3 separate regions of the Mus musculus genome follow, and regions 2 and 3 are each linked to region 1. The links are chromatin loops, found by intact Hi-C in ENCODE. Cell type or tissue: left cerebral cortex. All regions are shown on one strand.

Region 1 (5,000 bases):
GGGAAGCTGGCACACACCAAGTGGAGAAAGCCAAATGGAAAGCTCTAAAGTTACTATCACTCAGCCAAAGTGAACAAGTGAAAAAATGTTGCGTGTAGTTTTAAAAACAAGCTACCGCCTCTGCTCGGGAGCTGCCCTGCTCTGGCCCCTCCCGGCTCCCCTTTGTTCTGGAATAGGCCCCCACTAGCACTGAGCCAGCTTCTCTTTCCCATCTGCCTTTGCTCCTGGAGGGGTCATATTACCACCCCATTCCTGAGACCCACGGATTAAAAACACACACTCAGCTTGTCACTTAAGAGCTTGCCTTCCATAGCACAATAGCTGGGTGCCGATACCTCCTGCCTGAAAAGGCATGGCCTTATCAGTTATTATTTCTGTTTCTCCTCCTGCCCTAAATTTAGTGGCTTGTATCAAATAGCCCCCACCCCCACTCCCCATGGTGCTGGAGAGGTAACTGAGAGTTCTACATTCAGAGATCAGCAGGCAGCAGGAAGAGGAGACACACTCCACAACCATGGTTACATCTATTCCAGCAAGGCCACACCTATCCCAACGAGGCCACACCTACTCCAACAAGACCACACCTCCTAAAAGCACCACTCCTCCCTCTGGGCCTATGGGAACCATTTTCATTCAAACTGCACAGCGGGCAAATCTGTGAGGGATTGCCCTGATTGTTCTTTGATGCAGTAGGGTGCACCTCACTCCACATAGGTGGTCCTGGGCTGTAGGAAGCTGGCTCAGCATTAGCCTGGCAGTGTTCATCCTTGAACTGCCTTTGAATCTCTGCTTAAGTTCCTGTGATGACTTCCCTCAGTGATAGACTGTGATCTGTAAGCCTCTCGTCCCCTAAGTTGCCTCTAGTTGGAGTGTTTTAGCACAACAGGAAGGAAACTAGAACACAAGACATGAGTCAGAGTGGATGAGGAGCCGCTGCCATGAGACCCCCAGGCAACTGCATGTGTGAATGACCTGAAGCACAGCAGACTTTGGATTCATACAACAGAGACTAGGCAATGGCTAAATGGCCCAAGGATGCACGAAACTAGATGAGAATGCACTGGGACTCCGAAAGAATGGACTCTAGAGAATTCATATTTCTTTAGGATACCTCCTCCAGGAATGAAGATGCTCTGAGGGCTTGGTGCAAAGAAAGCTACTCCCTTTTATCTTACCGATCTAAGAACTTACCTCCATTAACCTACAATATGCCACTTGTATTATTTCCAGAGAGATCTGTGCTTATCCCACTAATAAAATATTCTGCAATGATGTTTGGCCTCAATGTCTTTGCAGACATGCAAACCCCACTCTCTCAGAAGGTACTTATTTTACGCTGGAAATTGGCAGACCCCCACTTCACACTGCCTCTGCCCGACTGCAAATGGTGGTTGACACACCTGCCTGAGAAAGTCTATCTGCTGAAGTTAGCCATCCCTTCATAGAGAAACCTTCCTAGACTCCAGGTAGGCTGACTGAAGCTGTTCGCTGTCCTCCATCTCCACCTTTTACAGAACAATGCGCTGCAGTGTACTGTAATGCCTGTGGGCAGAGCTGTCCTTGCTCTCAGGACAGGAGAATAGGGTTATCCACAATGCTCAGCCTGAGACACTTGGTAGTATGCATAAGGCAGATGAAATGAGTGATGATGATGAATTGGGCTTTAGTCCTGGTTCCTCCACTAATTAGCCTGATGCTTGAATTCTAGGTCTGTTACCTTAACTGTAAATTGAGATGCTTGGTTCAAGCCCTCTCTATAAAAGTGCCTTCGGCCTTCCAGGTTTAAGATCAGGTAAGAATGTAACAAGAGCCTCACATGGGAGGGTGCAACTCTTAAAAACACCACAAGGTGGCAGATGGGAAGGAAGCGATCAACGTGCAGAGTGGCTTTTGCTAGAAAGAAAGAGAAAGAAAGAAAGAAAGAAAGAAAGAAAGAAAGAAAGAAAGAAAGAAAGAAAGGAAGGAAGGAAGGAAGAAAGAAAAGAAGAAAGAAAGGCAGGCCAGCCAGCCACTGTGTGTCCTTGAGAGCTTGTTCTTGAGAGCCTCCCCCAGGTTCCACAACCGGTAAAACACGCCAGTGAAACAATCAATGCGGTCTCCTGAGTAGACCCCAACACAGAAGCATGCGGCAGAAAACCAAGAAGGCCAGCTAAAAGACAGAGTGAGCTGAGAGCGGGGCTTTTGATACATCTCTTTCTGCTACCACTGTGAGCCTCTAGAAAAGATTTCTTTAGAATCATAAGGGGTTTTGTTTGTTTTGCTTGGTTGGTTAATCTCGGCTGGGGATAGAACCCAGAGCCTTATGCTTTGCCTCTGAGGTACACCTGCTGCCCAGTCGAGGAATTTTAGTTGCAGAATAAGAGAACTGTTCTGTGAGGCTGGAGAGTTGGCTGATTTCTAGGCCCCTAGTTCAATCCCCTGTACTGGATAAGAAAGGGCCAGTGGTGGGGATGGGGGCGGGGCGGGGGAGGAGAATGTGAAAATAATTCCTGTGAGCATCCTTCCAGGTGTGGAAACAGAAGCCACCTGCAGGTGGAGCTGTCTCCCGGGATGTTCGTAGAGCGTTTGATGATTCAGTAGAACTTCTGAGATGTTGGCAGCACCATGTGAGCAAGATCTTTGGGCTTTTAGCCAAACTCAAACCCAAACTTGGTTAAACGCCATGATAGGTAATGTGGACCCAGATTAATAATAGACAAGTTTATGCTGCAGTAAACATTTTGACCCTGCTATATCAACAATTGGCTATGAGAGGTTCTATTTTTAGCTTATGCTGTATACCTAGCTTGCAATAAGACAAGTTCCTTTAGGAACTCTAACCGACAGGCCCCCTGCCACCACAGGTTACAGTAGCAGAGATGACCACTAAGTGATGGCTCTTCATGTTTTTTGCTCTGACCTAAAAGTGACATATCACATTCCCTCATACCTTACTAGTTTAGTTCCCTCTGGCTGCGTTCCTGCAAGGTGAGTGGTGGGCTGGATAACTAGGGGATAGATGGAGTGTTTTCAGAGCAGCGCAGTGCCTGTCATAGTGACAGCATTGTGATTGGGGGATGGGGGTGTAGCTCAGTGTTAGCATATGGCATGCACAGAGCCTGAATTCAATCCAGTTCCAAGAAGAAAAAAAAAATCTGATTAACTGAGAGTCACTGCATCTACCAGCCAAGGCCTCTCCAGACTTTCATTGAGGAGCGGTGGTGGTGGCCTGGGGCCAGAGTTCTGTTCACCCCCAGGGAGCTATCAACCTATTTTAGGTCTTGTTCTAAATCTTAAGAGCATGCTGTAACCTCTTCCTATCTGCAAATCCACAAAGCCAGCTGCAGCAAACCCTAGAAAGTGTCCTTCTGGCTCTGCTACTGTAAATGATAGGACCATGCTCCAGTCTCAGAGTAACCCCTTTCCATTCAGGCAGATGCCCCATTTCCTCTCACCTCAAGAATATGACAAGGGCAGACAAGGGTAACACTCAGACTTTTTTTTCCTCTTAAGGAAAAAAAAAAAAAGCCGGGCAGTGGTGGCCACACCTTTAATCCTAGCACTTGGGAGGCAGAGGCAGGTGGATTTCTGAGTTCAAGACCAGCCTGGTCTACAAAGTGAGTTCCAAGACAGCCAGGGCTACACAGAGAAACCCCGCTGGGGAGGGGGATGGGGGGGACGGGGGGGGGGGGGGGGAGGATCTTCCCTTGACTGTTTCACCTTCAGCCATAGGACTATTCCTGCTCTGTCTTGTTTGAATAAAACTCATTCCTGGAGTCTGAGAACCAGCTGCAAAGGCAGAAGGGGCCCAAAAGCTAAGGAAAACGCACAGCATGCAGTCATTTAAGTCCTTATAGACATCACCACGTCTGAGGATACAGCAAGACAGGAGAAAGAGTCACACTCTAAGGCAGGAGGCGAGTAAAGTCTTGTTAGGCAAAGGAGGCCATGGCCAGCAACAAATTCCTGGTCTTTCTCAAAAATGATTAACATGTCAAACATCAGGTTAAGAAGCAGTGAGTTTTAACTGCTTTGTTTATGCCATAGCCTGTGGAATGCAGGCCAGGGGTCACCTGGCGGGCAAGATGGCAGTTACAACTAAGATGGCGATAGTCTGATCAAGTTGGCTCCACCCCCACCCTACCGTCCAGCAAACTACTGGAAAGGGGGTTTCTGAGTTTCTCTCCTTACCTTCGTCATCGTTTTTTGGTGTGTGTGTGTGTGTGTGTGTGTGTGTGTGTGTGAGTGAGTGAGAGAGAGAGAGAGAGAGAGAGAGAGAGAGAGAGAGAGAGAGACTGACTCTGTATAGTTCAGCTGTTGTCCTGGAAGTCATTATACAAACCAGTCTGATCTCACACTCACGTAGATCTGCCTACCTCTGCCTCCCCAGTACTAGGATTAAAGGCAGGTGCCATCATGCCATGCCTTTTCATCAAATTTTTTTTTTTTGGACACAGAGTCTCTCAATGATCCTGAGGTGGCCTGGAGAATGAGATTGTCATGCCTCAGTATCCTCAGTACTGGGGTTACAGCCCTGTGCCACCAGGCCTCACCCTTCTCTCTTGAGCTCACACCAAGGGTCACTGAGCTCCCCCTGCTAAAGTCACCAGAGCCTCTACTCCTTGGTCCCTTCCTTACTGAGTAGGACAATGATGGTCAGGATGCTGCTCTATCCCAGGGCCCTTGCTCTTCCTGGTCCTCCTCTCAGATTTACTGTCTGTTTCTTCATCATAGTTCTGCCTCCAGTACACAAGTCCCTGTATCCCTGCTCTCCTCTGAAACTCTACTTGCTCAGTGCCTTCCCCAGAAAGAGCTGGATTTCCTTTTACATCCTGCTGGCTTACCAACATATGTCTTAGGAGCCAGTATCCAACTTACTGGCTCACTGGAGTTTGGCTGGGTCATGTAGAGATGCACACACACACACACACACACACACACACACACACACACACGGCTCTGTAGGCATTGCCTCCCTGACATCTCCATTGAACATGTGCCTGAAACATTCTGGAAGCCCA
Region 2 (5,000 bases), 110 kb after region 1:
TCAAAATTCACCATTTACCAGTAGATGATGCGTAGAATAAACCAGTGGATACATCCAGTGAAACGTAGCAGCTCTCTTGATCCTGCTGGGGTTATACAATCTATACATAGCCATACCTCACCAGGGATGCCTTGTAATGTATGGTACCAAGAGCTACACACATACGTGAAGTATAGAGCAGATACCTTGGACAGGGGATATGTTAACAGTTGGGGTGGGGTGGGGTGGAGCCAGGATGGCTGAGCAGCATCACATTTACTGGACCACTCAGAATATCATGGGATTTAAAACTCATGACAGAGTGCTACAGATAACATTAATGAACTTGCATTTTAGAAAGACAGGAGGAAATATTTCAGAAGTTTTTCTCATGAGGAAATGATAAATGTTGGGGACAGGACTGGGGAGACAGTGTTGTTGGTAAAGGGCTTGTGGAACATGCATGGGGACCTGGGGTCTCTCTCAGGACACATGTAGAAAGCTAGACACAGTGGTGCATGCATGCAATCCCAGCTTTGAGGAGGTGGGGACAGGAGGATTTCTGGCCATCCAGCCTAGTCTTCTTGGGGAATCTTCAGGCCAATGAGTGATCTTGTTTCAAAAAAAAAAAAAAAACAAGGCACAAAGCAACTAAGCAACAATGGTTGATGAGACAGACATGTTTAACCTGGTTTGGACATTCATTATGCAGTATAGACATATCCTGGAACCTTATTTAACTCTTTGGCGTGTACAATTTTTTTTAAAATGTATTAATGTATAAGCTAAAAGTAAACTTAATTTAAAGTACAAAACATTACAACTATGAATGAATTATTTCTGGAATTTTCCAGACCACAGTTGGCCATAGATAAGTGGAGCCACAGAGAGTGGGAGCACAGACAGGGGACAATGGCAGTGAGCATGTTCATCCGGAAACGAACAGCAAACCAGAAGGATGTGATACCATCAGCACTACACCCCTGTAAGCCCAGCACTTTGGACACAGAGGCTACCCTGTTACACAGTGAGCTTGAGGCTAGCCAGGGCTACCTAGCAATATCCTGCCTCAGAATATCCAAATAACCAAATAAAATACTGTGTTTGCTAGAAAGTTCTGACTCCTTACCTGGGCCTAAACAATAATTAAAAGCAGGACAAAAGCTGGAGGTTTACATCTTCCTTTTGTATCTTCTTTACTTTGGGTTGGATTCCTGCTCAACTCTGCAGGTAGGCATGTTAAGCATTCAAGGACTGTCTATCTAAAGGCTGGTGGTACTTAAGCGATCTTAACCCCTCTACTGGCTAGTTTTATGTCACCTTGACACAAGCTTAAAGTCAACAGAGAAGAGGCATCTTCAGTGGAGAAAATGCCTCCATAATATCGGGCTATAGGCAACCTGTAAGGCAGTTTCTAACTAGTGATTGGAGAGGGAGGGCCTAGCCCACTGTGGGTGGTGCTATTCCTAGGCTGGAGGTTTTAAAGGAAGACAGGCTGAGCAAGCCATGAGGAACAAGCCAGTAAGCAGCACCCCTCCATGGCCTCTGCACCAGTTTCTGCTTCTAGATTTCTGCACTGCTTTAGTACCTGTCCTTTAGTACTTCTTTTGATGATGAACTGTGACATAGAAGTGTAAGCCAAATAAACTCCTTCCCATGTTGCTTTGGTCATGGTGTTTCATCACAACAATGGTAACCCTGCTAGGATAATCCCATCAAGGCTGAAGGCACGAGCATACAAGCAGCGGTGGCACCTTACCGTTGCCTTTCTTAATGTCCTGTTCCAGACATGGTTCTAAGCCTGAAGTCAGCTTGGATTGCAGGAATGGCAGAGCCTTACAGACAAGTCACCCTGTGAGATGACTCCTGAGCATCAACAGTCATGACTTCCTCAGGCTTCCCTGCAGAACCAGAACTGAGATAACACCAGACCACACCTTGACCAGGACAGCTTAATTCTGTAGACTTCTTGCTACCTCTCCAGTTCTTGCTCTCCCTAAACCTAAAGCTCATGTCAGTACCCTGAAGATGGTCCGAAGGGCTTACTTTCCATCTTCTCCAAATGGCAGTTTTGGTTTTAGAACACTTTCCTGTCTCTTCACCAGCATTTCTTGTTGCTTTTTTTGGGTGGAAGCCATGGAGTTGAACCTCTGGTTTAGGACTCCATTTTCATCTGTATAAAGCTGTGTATTTTGCTATGTGTGGTGTGGTGTTGTAGGCCTGCAATCCTAGTATGTCAGAGCCTGAAGCAGAAGGGTTGAGATCTCAAGGCCCATTAAGACTATACAATGAAAATCTGTCTCAAACCAAAGTAACACAAAACAAAACTAAAACTGCACTTATGCCAGGAGACTGGTGGGAAAGGCAGAGCCTTGGTGTCTTGGCAGTAGCATCATTAGATAGCTGGGCTCTGTTTTTACTTGGTCCTTTAGCTCTTCCTTATATTAGACTCACTTGGTATTGCCTTTGTAAAAAGAAAGAACACCAGGAATTAGAACAAATAAAGATGGGCCCAGTCATCTCTCCCCACTCCAGCACTTCTCTGGGTCTCACCTTCATCAAGTCAACAGCATCCTTTGCATCCCTTTCAAAAAAATCCCGTGGAAAATCTCGATCTGGGGGTCTGGAATATCCATATCCTCGAGGGTCCCAGGCCACCAATGTGAAGCGCTTCTTATTTAGGCTCTGAAGCTGAGGTGCAAAATCGGTCTTTCCGCTACCTGAAAACACCCACTGGGTTACGGTCCACTGAATGTTCTCAGCATAGCCAACACCAGAGCAAAATAGAAGCAGTAACAATTTTAAAAGACAGTTCTTGGTGCTCTAAAAAATTAACCAGAAAAACCCCTAGTGGGGGTGGGGAGTTGTGTTGCAATGGCTCCACACAGAGGCGCATTGCCAAGCCTGATGGAGTTAGGACCTGTCTCCGGTCTCCCTCTAGTGGTAATTTTGAGGAAGACATAGGCCCAGAGTGAGGCTCGGGACCAGTATTTTTGAAGCGCTTTTGACAGCCTTACAGTTTAGTCTTCCTATGCCTCCTTTGGAAGGATTAAATAAACCTTACTGAAATAAACTTTCAAATTTGATAGTTTCTGGGTATTAGCTCTCTAAGGACTTAGAAATGACGGAGATCCCAATGGCATACAGGTAGAAGTGTCATATTCCAGATGTTTTCAAATAAGCTAATATAAATGCCTTTTAAGAGTAAGTAGAAGTAAATGAAAACCCTGAAACGTGTGTGTTTAAGAAATCAAATTGTATTTTATCAAACCAGCACGAAGGGGCCTATGCCAAGAGCCTGTAATGGCCCTGTTAATCCCCACCAGCTCAGCCACCAGAGATGTGGTGTGCTCACATCCATCTTGTGTGTGTGTGTGTGTGTGTGTGTGTGTGTGTGTGTGTGTTTGTAAGGTCACATACTAAGAGCTCTGTCCAGGGGAAAGTCCACACTGACTGAGCAGTTTGTTTGATTTCTAAGCACTCAGAACTTGGGCCACAAATATACAGCCAGCCAAGTTCACTTACTATCTAGGTCCATCACACAAATCATTAAAAAACCCACACCAAAAGCAGGTCAATGATTGCCAGCCCTTGTCTCCGGCTTTCTCACAGGAGTTTCTTGTATGCCCTTGAACTAGAAGTATCCTAAAGGAGGGCAAAAAGTAAGGGGTTGGAGGGGTGGTGAGATCAAGCTAGAATAACAGTTTCACCAATAAGGAAACATTTGCTTTCTAACACTGGGCATGCACTCGGAAACTAGGGCCAAGAGCACTAAAACCTTAAACAAATATTTAGGGAACAGACATAATTATCAGTACATGATTCTGCGGGGCACATGGGAAACTAGGGGACAAGGTAGGGGAAAGACTCCCACTGCTCCATTTTAAAGCTGTGGGATCATGCCAATACTTTCCAGAAATGAAAAAAAAAATTATACTGGTGGATGTTTTGTGTAGTTAATGCCGCAGTGTTAGAGTAATTTAAAATCATCTCTAATATGGTAAACTGCTTTTGCTGATGGTTTAATTGGACACCAGCTTTTGGAGTATACATCTCCTTCATTTCAGAAGCTTAAGAAACGGGTGCTAAGTGTCCCAAGCCTCTCACTTGCCGCAGTGGTACTGTGTCAGCAGGGGCCTGGAGAGCAGGGTCAAGGGGAGCTGAAAGTTTTAGCATGTGACCTTTAGGAGAAAGAGGCAAATCACAATAAATCTCTACTGGGATTACACAAATACCAAAAAGAAAAAGGAAGCAAGCAAGCAAGCAGCAACCCTAAAATCCCCCAAATCATGGCGCACCCTCTCTGGAACTTTCTAAACCCGAACTGCTTTTCCATAAAACAGGACTGAGATTCAGCTCCACACACTGCAGGTGGTGACGTGCTCATCTGAGTCTGAGTTTAAACTAGACCAGGCATGGTGGCACAAACCTGTCATCTAAGTGTTTATGAGGCTAAGGCAAGTGTGAGCTTTAAAGTAAGACCCTGTTAGGAAAAGAGTCTTTTAACACTCCCCCTCCCCCCCACACACCTATTATTTTATTAAACAAATCCAACACACCTGGTCCGGATGCATCCTGGCCTGGTTTTGGTAATGTAAGTCTCACATTCCAGAAAGGAATGTCCCCTTGGGTACCAGACAAACTAACTGGGAGGGCTGGTCACCACCTTACTGTCTTCACCATCTGCTCCTTCTTTGGACCCCAGTTTCCTCGACCCCTCTAGTCCTCCCAAGTAATAGGACACCGTTTTCACAGTGTGTTTCAGTGGGGGAAGAAGTGGGTAAAAGAGTAAGAAATTAATCCAGTAGAGAGTTATTTACTTTTCTAGATCATTCGACTTTGAGCAAGGCAAATATTCCTTAAGAGTTTTTTAGCAAGCGCAAACATGAATGAATGATGGATGCTTGGCATCTAGCATCGAGATCCATCGCGGAGAATCTACAGCCTGCAGAAGCGGTCCATGAGAATCCACACATACCCAACATCCCAGGAAGCAGGAGGATCGCATGTTCCCCTTCTCC
Region 3 (5,000 bases), 200 kb after region 1:
AGTCTTCTGTAGCTCTTCTGAGTCCTGTGGATTTTGTTGAACAAACAGAGGACACAGAGAAACAAAGATTAGTAAAAAAATAATCCATTGTAATTTTATAACTATAAAAATGTTAAGTCTGTACTATTTTGGTGACTCCAATGGAGAATTTTTGCTGACTACTCTTTTCTATACTTATAACATATCATCTGAATACAGTAGGAATTAATGTAATTGTTTTTGTGTCATTGTGTGCCTAAAATTTAAACTGCCTGTGTGTGTGTGTGTGTGAATTTGAATATCTGAGGATGATTTTTGAACTACATTAATCATAAGAATTGTTACCTCTGACATTTTCCCCCTCTTTCTTTGAAAAAAAAACATTTAGTTAGAATGCAGGAAATTAACAGTTATTGTTAAATTTTAGGCCAAAGAAAAACAGGTTATTTGAGGATTTCACTTTATCCAGAACTAAGTAAAATGTCAACTAATAAAAATGTTAATTTTCAGCATTTTTCCTAATACAATGATTTGTGCCACATACTATTAAATATTAATATGTAAAGTCACAAATGTCTGGCATATTAAAGTTTTAATCTTGGAAACTGAGACTAAAATGTTTTATAAGATTATTGCTATTTTTGAAAGTAGTATTCTTTTCTTCTTTTGTGTGTGAGTGCAGGTGCATGTTGGTGTGCAGTCAGACATCAACATCGAGTGCCTTCCTCAATCACTCCCCACTGTATTTTTTGAGACAGGCTTTTTAATGAGCAATGAACTTGGAATTCATTGCCATTGCTAGGCTAGCTAACCACCAAACCCCCTAGCTGTTCTGTCCCACCTGTCTCCAGTTCTGGGAGTATAAGTGACTGCCACCGCAAGGCTAGATTTTGCTTGGTGCTAGAGATCAAACTAAGGCCTTCATGTTTACACAGCAAGCTAGCCAGGTCTATATAGTAATATTATGTCTAAAATACCTAAATAAATAATTAAATCACACCCCCAAACCCTGACCTTATATCAGTACTCCAACGATGGATTTAAAAGGTCAATGGATAATATGAAAGTATTTAAATATTTCTTTTTATTGTAAATGTATAGAGTGTTTGTTCCACATGTATATAGTTATGCCACATGAGTGCCTGGTGCATGCGGAGGTCAGAAGAGCCCCTGGAACTGGAGTTGCAGATGATTGTAAATCATTATGTGGTCACTGAGGATTGAACCTGGGTCCTCAGGAAAAACTGCCAGTGTCTTACCTGCTAAACCATGTATTCAGCTCAGAATGGTTGATCTTGGTTATCAATTTGCTTGGATCTGAAAATCAAATGAAAGACACCTCTGAACAGGTCTGCGGGAACATTTCCAGGAAGAATTAACTGAGGAGAGAGGACTTTCCTCCAGACCAGGTGGCTGTTTCCATAGCAGCTCAGAAGAACAGAGGTCCAAGGGAGAGGCAGTGCTGCTTACTTACGTGGGCTTGTGCCTCTGTTGCTGCTGCTGCCTTCACCTTCCCTGACACCCAGAGATTGTCCAGGGATCTCTCAGACCTTCAGGGTCATACTGGGACTGTTGAGGTCACTATCACTAGGTCCTCAGTGTTTTCAGCATGTGAACAACAATCATTGAACTACTTAGGCCCTATTATGTAAACCAATTTTTAAAATCCTATTATAACTACAGGTTCTATTTCTCTGGAAAACCCTGCATAGTTAACTGGCCCTCTTTGTTCCTCTTTCTAATAGCCACATAGAATAAATCACTTTTCTCTGCTTCACACTGTTACTTATTTCTTTAATTGATCTGTTGGGGATAGATGGTTGAGCCTAACTAGTTAGGGCTGCTAGGCTCAGACTTTGACCCGGAGAACTCTGGTAACAGGAGCTGAGCACAGGACTGATTCAGCTTGTGTCTGTTGTCCTCCTCTCCCTTCCAGACTTCTTGATCCAAGAAATCTGCTTTTTCCAAGAGAGTGAGTGCCCTCACCCCCTGCCTCGAGTTTTGTTTGTAAAGTCAGATTAAAGCATGTCTCAGGAGTCAGTGTGGAAAAACCAAGACTTAGCCCATGCAACTATGAGCCTCTCCCACTTATCCAGATACCCTCTGTCCTCAGATTTTTTTTTGGGAGTGTCATACAGGGAACTCAGGGAAAAATGAAAAACTGTGTCCCTCTCCTGCAGAAGACAGCCACTTTCACCAGGTGGCACCATTTGGTACATGCCCTCTTGCCTATGTCTGAAATGTCGCAAACAATCCAAAATAGAGCGATTTAGCTATGATTCCTCCAAATCATTCAGTAAATGATTCCAAGGACTCACTTTGGCTTTCTACTTGACCTGTCAGAATATTTATATCACCCCAACTGCCTGCTGCTTGCATGTCTGGCCTTCAGTGTGAGCCTAGGCTGTTAAGGCTGACTTTCTCAGCTAAAACCTGGCCAGCTCTGCTCTCTTACCTGACATGGAGCCCTGCTGGTCTTGTCATGCCACTTGCATAAAGAAATGATCAGGGATGGTTCAACCCAGACTGTGTAATTGTCTGTCTACTGGATAGAATGAAAAAAGCCAGTATAAAACTCGTTAATTCTCATCAGTTGAGTCACAGGAGATAATACCGCTTCTGACAATCCTGCTCTCTTTCAATCTAGGTTAGCTGAAACTACATTCAAGAATACATATCTGGGTCCTGAGAGTCTAAGGGTGCCAAGCCGTTTGTGGCCTGTAGGTTTGTAAGTCATGCCTTTCACGTACTTGGCAAGAGCTTCAAAAACTATACCGAGGATTCCTACAATCCTTTGACTATTTTACTAAATGTGTACTTCAAGGATTCTTTGTCACCAGGAGGTGACCTTAAGGGCCTGAAAGACCAAAAACTAAGAGAGGACAGAGATATTTCAATATTAGGAAACCCTAGAGCTCCATCTAGTGGTGATTTGTACTAAGGCAGGGCTATCCCACCTTTTGGCTTCTCTGTCCTCCACTGGAGGAAGAATTGTCTTTGAGCTACACATTAAATATACAAATACAAAAGATGACGAGAAAAAGGGGGTCTGTGTATTACTTTCCTGCACATCTGTGCCATTGCAGAGAAGGAAAAAGTCCTTACATAACAATCTTAATTGTGCCATCCCCTGCTCATAAGAGTGTGTAGCCCTGGCTGTCCTGGAACTAGCTCTGTAGACCAGGCTGGCCTCAAACTCACAGAGATGCACCTGCCTCTCTCTCCAAAGTTTGAGATTTAAGGCATGTTGTGCCTCAAATCCTAGCATCCTGGAAGCAAAGCAGACTGATATCTGAGTCCCAGGCTAGCCTGATCTACAGTATGTGTTCCAAGACACCCAAGATTACAGAAAGAAACCTTGTTTTAAAAATAAAATTGCTACACAGGTCCAAGATGTACAATCTGCCTCCCATACACTCCCCACCAAAGTGAACACATTTAACAAATAAAAGTTTGTTTTTCAAACTTTTCCCCCCTTTTTAAAATTTGATATTTTCTTTATTTACATTTCAAATGTTATCCCCTTTCCTGGTTTCTCCTCTGAAAACCCCCTATGCTCTACCCCTCCCTCTGCTCCCCAACCCACTCACTCCCCATTCCTGGCCCTGGAATTCCCCTACACTGGGACATGGAGCCTTCATGGGACCAAGGGCCTCTCCTCCCACTGATGACCGACTAGGCCATCTTCTGTTACATATGCAGCTAGAGACAGGAGTCCCACCATATGTTTTCTTTGGTTGGTGGTTTAGTCCCAGGGAGCTCTGGAGGTACTGGTTAGTTCATATTGTTGTCAAAACTACTTTCAATTAAGTAAAATAAGGATGGTAACAACCTCATATGCTGTTTAACATTTGCATCAATAGCTGCTTCCATGGAAGACTAATGTTGTGCTTCTGAGCACGTTGTAGTTGCTTGTCAAGTGTTTGGGCTCTGACTTTAGTAGATGTGCTTCATTCTCAAACACACTTGCTCAGCCCGGCAGTGGTGGCACTCGCCTTTAGTTCCTGAGAGGAAGGCCTATCTCTCAATTCAAAGATAACCTGGTCTACAAGAATGAGTTCCATACTTGCTCACAAATATATGAGCTGCCAACAAGTGATGACATGAACAGGTTGTGACTGGGAATGGAGAGATAGTTGTGTCTGGAGAGACAGGTTCCAGAAAAGCTGAGTAAAGAGACCTAACCAAGTTTATTCTTAGGTTAAATGTCAGATTGCATCTTTGTGCATTCTGCTTGAAAATTGGTATATAACATATTATGTGGGCTGAAAATGGAGATGCAAATAGATTAAAATATTACTTATTTTTCCTGGAAATCTTGAAATTTGTTTTCAAATTCTGGTTCCAGATTGAAAACTGGGCTACATATGTCCACTTTTCACAGGGCTATGTTTAGCTAACACGTTGAAATGCATACAGTTGTCCATCTAAATTTGAGCTTGGCATAATCTCAGCTTTATTTGGAGTGATGCTATAATTTGAAACTTAAGTACTGATAAATTTATGCCCCTTGAAGGTGCATGATTAACTCACACAAATGAGTATTTGAATCTATTAAAAAGTCTAAATCTATAAGCCAATATTTTATATTTATTTTGTCATATGTATATGAATATTTTGCCTACATGTGCTTGCTTGGTACCCAAGGAAGTCAGAAAAGTGTGACATATTCCTTGGAACTGGAATTACAGACAACTGTGAACTGCTTTGTGGGCACTGGGAATAAAACCCAGGCAGGCCCTCTGCAAGAACAGCAAATGTTCTTAACTGCTGAATCATCTCTCTAGCTCTGCTTCTCAATTTTCAGGGTGATTTTGGCATCTTTCCTTGGCCAATGTATACTTCTTTTGATGGACTTATATGCCAATATGGAGAGACAGAAGAGAGTCCAGGCATATACTTGGATCTGGCCAAGGGCACCTTCAGCTGAAGAAAGGAAAAGAAGGAAAAACTAAATCTGATTTCTCAATCCATGCTCAGTCTCTCATGGGAATCTGCCCATCATTTTCAATTGTTCTAGG

What was found. Peaks named below come from ENCODE experiments on the same cell type or tissue, not always from the same donor. Only the 100,000 strongest peaks of a DNase experiment are listed, where the experiment ranks them.
Region 2: a loop joins it to region 1, with 7 times the contacts of the local background. A loop is called at or near these places in 39 of 42 quality-filtered maps.
Region 3: it touches region 1 in a loop (6-fold over the local background); 12 of 42 quality-filtered maps call a loop at or near these places.

The regions. Positions count from the first base shown.
Region 1 is chr13:34,151,913-34,156,912 of GRCm38, reverse strand. No RefSeq gene overlaps it. Among named protein-coding and RNA genes, the nearest start is that of Gm36549, 3.4 kb to the right of the region's middle. In left cerebral cortex, CTCF peaks have their summits at 1,821 (motif pointing right) and 2,539 (motif pointing right); DNase peaks (open chromatin) are centred at 1,840, 2,159, 2,550, 3,082 and 1 more place; H3K4me3 peaks cover 393 bases; H3K27ac peaks cover 444 bases.
Region 2 is chr13:34,044,485-34,049,484 of GRCm38, reverse strand. Bphl (biphenyl hydrolase-like (serine hydrolase, breast epithelial mucin-associated antigen)) reads right to left here. Exons shown (of 7, transcript NM_026512.1): 2 at 4,958-5,000; 3 at 2,533-2,699. Among named protein-coding and RNA genes, the nearest start is that of Bphl, 9.3 kb to the right of the region's middle. In left cerebral cortex, a CTCF peak has its summit at 2,897 (motif pointing left); a DNase peak (open chromatin) is centred at 2,892.
Region 3 is chr13:33,954,897-33,959,896 of GRCm38, reverse strand. 1110046J04Rik (RIKEN cDNA 1110046J04 gene) reads right to left here. Exons shown (of 5, transcript NR_040707.1): 4 at 1,239-1,296; 5 at 1-24. It also overlaps a transcript of Serpinb6a not described here. Among named protein-coding and RNA genes, the nearest start is that of Nqo2, 7.3 kb to the left of the region's middle. In left cerebral cortex, CTCF peaks have their summits at 2,701 and 2,902 (motif pointing left); DNase peaks (open chromatin) are centred at 2,894, 4,050, 4,333 and 4,783; H3K27ac peaks cover 199 bases.